Linked DNA regions of Homo sapiens: region 2 is linked to region 1. The links are chromatin contacts, found by Hi-C or POLR2A ChIA-PET in ENCODE. All regions are on one chromosome and are shown on one strand. Each heading gives the region's core, a stretch centred on a gene start or an enhancer-like site at or near the end of the contact. The rest is flanking DNA. Distances are from core to core; before and after follow the strand shown. Region 1 holds the start of ANKDD1A (ankyrin repeat and death domain containing 1A). Region 2 has its middle 18 kb from the start of PIF1.

Evidence for each region. A loop is a pair of places that touch in the nucleus more often than their neighbours do. ChIA-PET counts read pairs that join two places held with the same protein, here RNA polymerase II (POLR2A). Pooled maps may share reads with other maps.
Region 2: a map of dorsolateral prefrontal cortex shows a loop between it and region 1 (3-fold over the local background). The contact joins the enhancer-like site here to the promoter of ANKDD1A in region 1. A Hi-C loop is called at or near these places in 9 of 168 maps with a recorded cell type or tissue (B cell, CD4-positive, alpha-beta memory T cell, K562 and 5 more), 18 of 37 single-sample maps with no recorded cell type and 22 of 50 pooled maps. POLR2A ChIA-PET finds 5 or more read pairs at or near these places in 20 of 52 experiments (AG04450, CD4-positive, alpha-beta T cell, CD4-positive, alpha-beta memory T cell and 14 more).

What each region holds. Positions count from the first base shown.
Region 1 is chr15:64,910,131-64,914,225 of GRCh38, forward strand. It overlaps ANKDD1A (ankyrin repeat and death domain containing 1A), which reads left to right and starts at 1,772. Exons shown (of 15, transcript NM_182703.6): 1 at 1,772-1,834. The coding sequence starts at 1,801. RefSeq lists silencers at 1,000-1,294, 1,368-1,417, 1,618-1,797 and an enhancer at 1,984-2,527.
Region 2 is chr15:64,805,419-64,809,513 of GRCh38, forward strand. No RefSeq gene overlaps it. Among named protein-coding and RNA genes, the nearest start is that of PIF1, 18 kb to the right of the region's middle. RefSeq lists enhancers at 263-771, 1,279-1,786, 3,310-3,817. Within about 2 kb of position 2,062, at least 2 of the 41 ENCODE cell types and tissues checked have a DNase peak (open chromatin) inside an H3K27ac peak, as active enhancers do.

The sequences.
Region 1 (4,095 bases), core at 522-3,021:
AAACATTTAAACTGTTTTCAGGAATAATATCTTTGGCTAGGCGTGGTGGCCAAGCACTTTGGGAGACCTAGGTGGGTAGATCACCTGAGGTCAGGAGTTCGAGGCCAGCCTGGCCAACATGGTGAAACCCCCGTCTCTACTAAAAATACAAAAATCAGCCGCGTGTGGTGGCACACACCTGTAGTCCCAGCTACTTGGGAGGTTTAGGCATGAGAATCGCTTGAACCTGGGAGGCAGAGGTTGCAGTGAGCTGAGATTACGCTACTGCACTCCAGCTTGGGCAACACAGTGAGACTCTGTCTTAAAAAAAAAACAAAAACAAAAAGGGGGGGGTGCGGCGCAGTGGCTCACACCTGTAATCCCAACACTTTGGGAGGCCAAGGTAGGTGGATCACCTGAGGTCAGGAGTTCAACACCAGCCTGACCAACATAGTGAAACCCCATCTCTACTAAAAATACAAAATTATCCAGGTGTGGGGGCGAGTGCCTGTAATCCTAGCTACATGGGAGGCTGAGGCAGGAGAACTGCTTGAACCCAGGAGGCAGAGGTTGCAGTGAGCCGAGATCATACCACTGTACTCCAGCCTGGGCGAAAGAGTGAGACTCTGTCTCAGAAAAAAAAAAATCATATCTTTGATTATTATGTTGGAATTGTTATTTTGAGACCATTTTGAGGGGTTGGCTCAGGGCTCATTAATTGTTAGCTGTTATCATTATGTTATTTTTCAAAGGCCATTCCAAATACCTCCTTCTTCAGGAAGCCTTCTTGAACTATATTCTAAGGACTAATGACTGAAAGATGCTCTTCCTCCTTTGATCCCCAAAGTAGTAGTAACTACACCTATCATGGCTTTGCTGGCTTCTTGCCTTGGGATAGAGATGCCTGAGACCCCATTATCCCTAAATTCAAAGAAGCTGTAAATGCCTTTAAGGCAAAAAGGACATGGACATCCCCCAAGGGTCTGAAGTGCAACCCATTCTGGTGTATTTAATGTGTATCTTTTTGTTTCTATGTGTCTTTGCAAGTCTGTGTTGTTTGATGTAAATGCATTTGTAATATTTTTATTGATATTGTTTCCTAGGTCTTATTTGGTTTGGTTATTTACTTTTTCTGCCTAGCACTAGGTGTTTAAATCCATATTGCCACGAATACAGCGGGTCCCTTGCTTTGAGTGCTGCACAGTTTATCCATCTGCTCTTACAAGAAAGGGCGCTTAGATTGTCTCCAACTCCCAGCAACCACAGCAACACAGCAACCAACATCCTCCTACATGTCCCTTTATGGGCCTGATAAATCTTTCTGAACACTGATAAATCCGACCATCTCTTCATATGCTTGCAGACCTGCTGAGGTTGTGGTCCCTTAAACGCCAGCTCACATCTTTGGGGTTTGACTTTCTGCGCCTGAGGCGGCGGGCCCAAGGCTCAGCCCTCCTCCCCGAGTCCCGAGAGGCGCGAGGAGGATGAGCCTGCCAGATGCCTTGTGCGCATCTATCTCCAGGGCCGGGGAGGCTGGGCGAACTCCCGGGGAGGAGACTGGGTCAGGGACACCTGCGGAACTCGGCGTGGCCCCGACCCGCCGGCCTCGGGCGCGGAGGGGTGGGCAGGTTAAGAGAGCAGGAGGAGGGACCTGCGTCCTGGTCCGGGACTGGGGTGGCCGGGGCAGCTGCGCTCCTAGCAGGCGGGGCGTGGAGTCTGGAGGAGCGACCGCCCCGTCCTCTCGGCTCCCCGGGCCCCGCCCCGGCGGACGCGCGCCTCGCGCCCGGGCACCAGCGCGCGCAGGGGCTGCGGAGCGGCAGGATGCAGGAGGAGCTGGCGTGGGAGACCGACGGCCGTGAGTCTGCCTGGAGGAGGGAGGGGGGCGGGCCGAGGCCGAGAGGACCCCCGCATCCGTTTGGGGAGTGCCAGGGGTGAGGTTGGCGCCCTCCGAACGGCCACCTCCGTGTGGGGCGTCTGTGTGGCTCCGAGCGGAATGGTTACCGGTCCGCGCACTGGGCCGAGGGGACCTTGCCAGTGCGTCTGGGACTCGGGGACCACACCCGCCAGGTGAGCGGGGAGCAGCGGCTGAGAGGTTAGCTACAAATAATAAAGGTAATAGCGATCCTTGACTGCGTGCTGTACTTTGTGTGCCAGGCCTTGACCCAGGAGAGGCACGTCATTTGATCTTCGCTGCGGCCATATGGGTAGGACATTATGTTATCTTCATTTCGCAGATGAGAAACTGAGGCACAGGGTGTTCAAATGAGTTGTTCAAGGTCACACAGCCATTGAGTGGTAGAAGTGCTGAAGGGCCCAGCTCACCCGGAATGCTGGGGCTGGATAGCGAGTGGAGACCGCATCAGATGGGGCACGCACTCAGAGGAGAGGAGCCTGACTGGCCACAGGTGGAATGAGGGCACCTCCGAACCTCCCTCAAGGAGTGCGCCCAGTGCCAGGGCCTCTAGGCCGGGCAGCAGCGTCTGTGTGGGCATCAGCTGGCCTGGGGCAGCTTTGGCTGCACCGTCTGGGAGAGGGGAGAGAAAGATTGTGTCGGTGTCTGCACTGTGAGTCCTTGATCCTGCAGCCCTGGCTGAATCCTGACAGCTGAATCCCGGGGCTTTCCCTCAAAAGCGCATAGTGCAGCTCACTGGATTCCTTTGAGACCTATAGTGTCCAAAATGCTGGCACACTGCATCTACTCAGCTGAGGGATGTGTTGGGGGTGGGAATGCTCAATCAAGATTAGGTACATGGTTCTGCCTGGGGCGGAGGATCACTTGAGTGGGCCTGCGAAGAATGTGTACCAATGGAGCATTGGGGTGTGTGGCAGAGAATTCTGGACAAAGACCCAGCATGGGCAAAGGCTCAGGTAGCTCAGTGGGTATTGGATGTGGCCAGAAAGAGGGTGCCGGATGGGAGGTGGATGGAAGAGATGAGACTGGACTTGATTTCATTCTAACTTAACCTTCTCTGGCCTGACCCTATGCAGTGTCTGCTGGCTTCCCATTGGAACTCCTGGCTGTTTGCCAATACAAACCAGGCCAATCCCCCTAAGCTGCACATAAGATAGAGGGTGCCAGACAGGAAGGGACCTATACAGATCTCTTTCTTCACCCTCCCCCAGTTTTACAATGGAAGAAACAGACCTACAAGGGGGATGTGACTAGCCCAGGATCCTGCTGCTGGAAAGTGGCAGGGAAGGTACTAGAACCCAGGCCTCTGTAAGCTCACATCTGAAGTGGCAGCTCTCTTTGGCTACCAGAATTTGACCCTTTGCCTTGGAGGAATAATAGTGATGATGATGGTGGTGGTGGTGGCGGTGTGGTCATTATGTGCCAGACACTGTGCCAGGGGGTTTTCATATCTCATTTCTAATCATGATATTAACCTTGTAGGGAAGCTCGCACTCCTGTTTTGCAGATGAGGAAACTGCCTAACACAGCTAGGAAGTGGTTAAGCCAGAGTTGAACCCAGGACTGTGTGATTGCCCCCCAGGGTAGCAACTCTGAGATCCACAGGTTGTATCCATGAGGCCCCAGAAAGCTCAAGATCCTCTTTCTCATCTGGAGAAGACTGTGTGGAATTTATCTAGAAAAACAAACTGCATGGCAGGCCTGTCTCTCACCTCAGTGCATCTTAGCCTTCCCTACCAAGACACTCGTCACCTGTCCCTGGATACACAAAGGGGCTGGGTTCAGACATTCATACTGGACCAAACATGCAGGCTATGGGGTCACTTGCCCTGCAGTGACTATGGAAAGGGCCAGCAAATATTTGTCTCTGTGCTAGTATGTGTGAGCACTTTGGGAGAGGGGACAGGCATCTATTCGTCTGGGGATTGTTGGTGTCACTCATACAAGCAGAGATTTTTTTGTTTCTGTTTTCTTTTTTTTTTTTTGAGATGGAGTCTCGCTCTGTCACTAGGCTGGAGTGCACTGGCATGATCTCGGCTCACTGCAACCTCCAGCTCCCAGGTTGAAGCAATTCTCCTGCCTCAGCCTTCCGAGTAGCTGGGACTACAGGTGTGTGCCACCATGCCCAATTAATTTTTGTATCTTTAGTAGAGACGGGGTTTCACCATGTTGGCGAGGATGGTCTTGATCTCCTGACCTCGTGA
Region 2 (4,095 bases), core at 812-3,311, 100 kb before region 1:
GTTCAAGCTATTCTCTGCCTCAGCCTCCGGAGTAGCTGGGATTACAAGCACCCACCACCACGCCCGGTAATTTTTGTATTTTTTTAGTAGAGATGGGGTTTCACCATCTTGGCCAGGCTGGTCTTGAACTCCTGACCTTGTGATCCACCTGCCTTGGTCTCCCAAAGCGTTGGGATTACAGGCGTGAGCCACCATGCCTGGCCTTTTCTTTTCTTTTTTTGAGACAGGATCTTGCTCTGTCCTTCAGGCTGGAGTGCAGTGGCACTATCAGCTCACAGCAGCCTTGACCTCCTGGGCTCAAACAATCCTCCTGCCTCAGCCTCCTGAGTAGCTGGGACTACAGGTATGCATCACCACACTCAGCTAATGTTTTTTTGATTTTTTGTAGAGACAAGGTCTCACCATGTTGTCCGGGCTGGACTTGAACTCCCAAAAGTGTTGGGATTACAGGCATAAGCTGCTGCGCCCAGCTGAGAGAGACCATTCTGAGAGAGGCCATGGGAGCCTCAGCAGGCTGTGAGACAACCTTAGCCAGGGCAGGAGCCTGGAAACAGGTGGGCAGATGAGGCTGGGCTGATGGGAGATGCATGAGGTCTGAGCTGGAAGGGATCTCAAAGATCTCTCCAACTCATTTTACAGGAGGAAATTGAGGCCCAAAGAGGGAAAGGGGCTTGCCCAATGACACACAAGAGGTTAACGGTAGAGCCAGGCTAGAAAGACCCAGAGAAGATCAAGTACACCCCAATTAAACACAAAGTTCACCCTCACATACTCCCACCTCCAGGCACCACCGCCCCCGCCCCATCCAACAAGCACACTAACACTGGGGCAGTGACAGTGGCTGCATTTCCTCCTATAATAGACCCTCTTTTCCCAGGATGAAGCCCCCACCTTAGGTTATTAGGGGCTCCAGTCAGACCCAGCTCAGCTTCTATTTCACTGTGGGGACCCTGGGGCCTTCCTTCCCATTCCCTGAGCCACAGTTTGCTCATCTGTGATGTGAGGCCACTGGACCAACTGACCACTGTGGTTTTTTCAGTTCTCAGTGAGCAGAGGAAGGCGAGGCTAGGGCTTCTTCCTCCCTCTGGTCCCCCAGCCCCCAGTCCAGCCTGACAGGGGTGGGGCCGGCCTGCTGGGGCTCACATGCCTGAGGAGTAAGCTCCTGGTCCCGAGGAGGCAACATGATCTGTAAAAGATCCCTGACCATCTTTTTGAACCCTGGAGAGGGCGTCTCAGTCATATGAGGACCACAGGGGGATTAGCGATGCTTAGAAGGGAGGCCAGGGAGGCAGCCACCTGGGGGAAAGACTAGGAAGAGGGGAAGTGGGAGAGAAGGAAGTAGCAGTGGGGCAGGTCTGAGTCAGGGACCGAAGACCTGGGAAAGGCAGCTCTGGTGGGTCTGGAGAGGAGGCAGAAGAGAGGAAGGCAGGCGGAGGAAGGGTGTGTGCTCAGGGCTTTGAATGATGCCTGAAAAGGGCCTAGAAGTCTTGTGTCACATAGTCCCTGGCACAAGGAGACCTGGCAGAGAAGGGGAGAAAGCGTTAAATCTGGAGCCTGCCAGCTTGGATTTCAGACCCTTCCACTCAGGCTGTGTGACCCTGGGCAAGTTTTTTGCTCTCTCTGAGCCTCAGGTTCTAACAAAGAGCAGTTTTGGTGCATCGTTCACACTGGGTGGGCTGTGAGGTCAGATGTCCATCCAACCTCAGACCCTCCATGGCCCTTGCCGGTCTTCCTGGGTATGCCCCTCCTTTAGCCAAAGCATATATCCCCCCATGCCCCTCCCCCAACGCCTGCAAGAGCTGCCCTGTCCTAGCCTTCTGGGAGTGCCCCAGCCCCTCTGAAGGGGTTCGAGCCAATCCAGGGCCTATGCAATGAGGGACCAGCAGGACTCAGGGGATGGGGGAAAGGACCTTCTCAAGGCTCATTTTGGGAGGGGGAGTACATACCTGCTTCCCCCACCCGTGCTCCCCCATGACCCACTCCATGGGATATTTGGGTTTCCTCCCCTTTCCCGAGCTCAGGCCCTGCTTGCTTTCTCCACAACAAGGAGCGAATGTTATTTAAAAGGAGATCAGGAGATTTGCCTTAAATAGGCATGGAGTGCTGTGCCAGGTCCCAGTAGAGGGGCGGGAGAGGAGGCCATCTTGGCGGAAGGGAGAAAGGAGTGGAGCTGCAAGAGAGAACAACCTCCCAGGAGTGCGCAGAGCCCTGCACAGTTTACCAAGCACAGGCCTAGTCTGCGGGGAGACGCCCCGGTCTTCAGATGCCAGGAGTGTGGAGGTTTTCTGGGAGGCAAGGGGATAGGGCCTGCAGAGTGGGGGGCTGTCTTGAGACCTCCCCTGACACCTGCCCCCACCATCAGTTTCCAGACCTTTGGCCCCTGCCCCCGGGCTGCCCCTGCCTGTCCTCCCAGCCCTAGCTTGTAACTGGATGCCATCCTCACTCTGCACCTTCCCAGGTGAGCTGGGGCTCTGCTTACTGAACCCAACACCCACTGGGGGCGGGGATTGAGGGGGCACCCCTGGGGCGGGCATCTGCCTGGAGGCTGAGGCTGAAGGCGGGAGCTGGAGCTGCGGGGGAGGAGTGGAGATGGGCTGGCTGTCTCATTCACAGCCCCCGCCCCAGGCCTCCTCAGGAATTTAGGGTTCCAATTCCCTATTCAAGGTCACCTTCTAAGCCTTTCAAGCCCCACCCCTCCCATCTTGGCCTGCCAGGGCCAAGGACTCAGGGGCACCCCCCTGCCATTTCTGTCCCAGCAGGTGATGCTCTTGGAATCTTAAGGAAATGGAGTCTGGCCTGTGGAGTTTTGGGGACAGAGCTAGGGGGAAAGGAAGCATCCCATGTTCAGTCCTTTTTTCAAAGGCCCTGAACACCAAGGTGAGGCCTCAGATACCTGGATGCCCAACCTGGATCTGCCATTTACAGCCATATGACCTAGGGCCACCCACCTTCTGTGAGCCTTGACTTCCTCTGTAAACTAGGTCTAAAGATTCCACTGTAGACTGGGCGCGGTGGCTCACACTTGTAATCCCAGCACTTTGGGAGGCTGAGGTGGGCGGATCACCTGAGGCTGGGAGTTCGAGACCAGCCTGACCGACATGGAGAAACCCCGTCTCTACTAAAAATACAAAATTAGCCGGACGTGGTGGTGCATGCCTGTAATCCCAGCTACTCAGGAGGCTGAGGCAGGAGAACTGCTTGAATCCGGGAGGGGGAGGTTGCAGAGAGCCGAGATCACGCCATTGCACTCCAGCCTGGGCAACAAGAGCGAAATTCCGTCTCAAAAAAAAAAAAAAATTCCACTTTAGAGTTGTCGAAGTCGCTTTCATAAGAAAATGGGCAGAAGACAGAAGGGGGATTATGCCCAAGTGCACTAACTGACCGGGACCTGTACCTCACGTGTGTTGCGGGAGGCAGAGTGGGGAGATTTCATCCTCCCCTTCCCCATGGTGGGTGGGCGCAGCCCAGGTCCTCCAGAAGGCCAGACAGGAAGGAAGGCTTTGTGAAAGATGGCATTCATTTACTCTGGGCTGCTGTGAATTCTCTTTGTTATTCCCCAGAGGCTGCTCAAGAGGGGGTTAATGGGGCGGGGGATGGCCCCTTCAGGTGACAATAATCAAGACAAATAAATAAGAGCTAACCTTGAGGGTTTGCTGCATCCCTGGCCTGACTCCAGCTCTTCTGTCTTCCTAACTCCATCCATGTTTGATCGGCTTTATCCCCATTTCACCAACGATGAAACCAGAGCTCAGATTTAAGCAGAATAACCACAGTCACACAGTCGGGAACTGATGGGGCCAGTGTTTAAACACAGGAATCTGGCTTCAGGGCTCTCTGCTGACTTTGCAAAAATCCCAGGACCCTTTATTTGGGACTTGGGTTCCAGATACAGCTTGCAGTGTGGCCATAGCCAAGTCACCTAACCTCTCAGAAGTTAGGTTTCTCAGCCATGCGCAGTGGTTCATGCCTGTAATCCCAGCACTTTGGGAGAACAAGGCAGGCAGATCACTTGAGGTCGGGAGTTCCAGACCAACCTGACCAACGTGGAGAAACCCCGTCTCTACTAAAAATACAAAATTAGCCAGCTGTAATCCC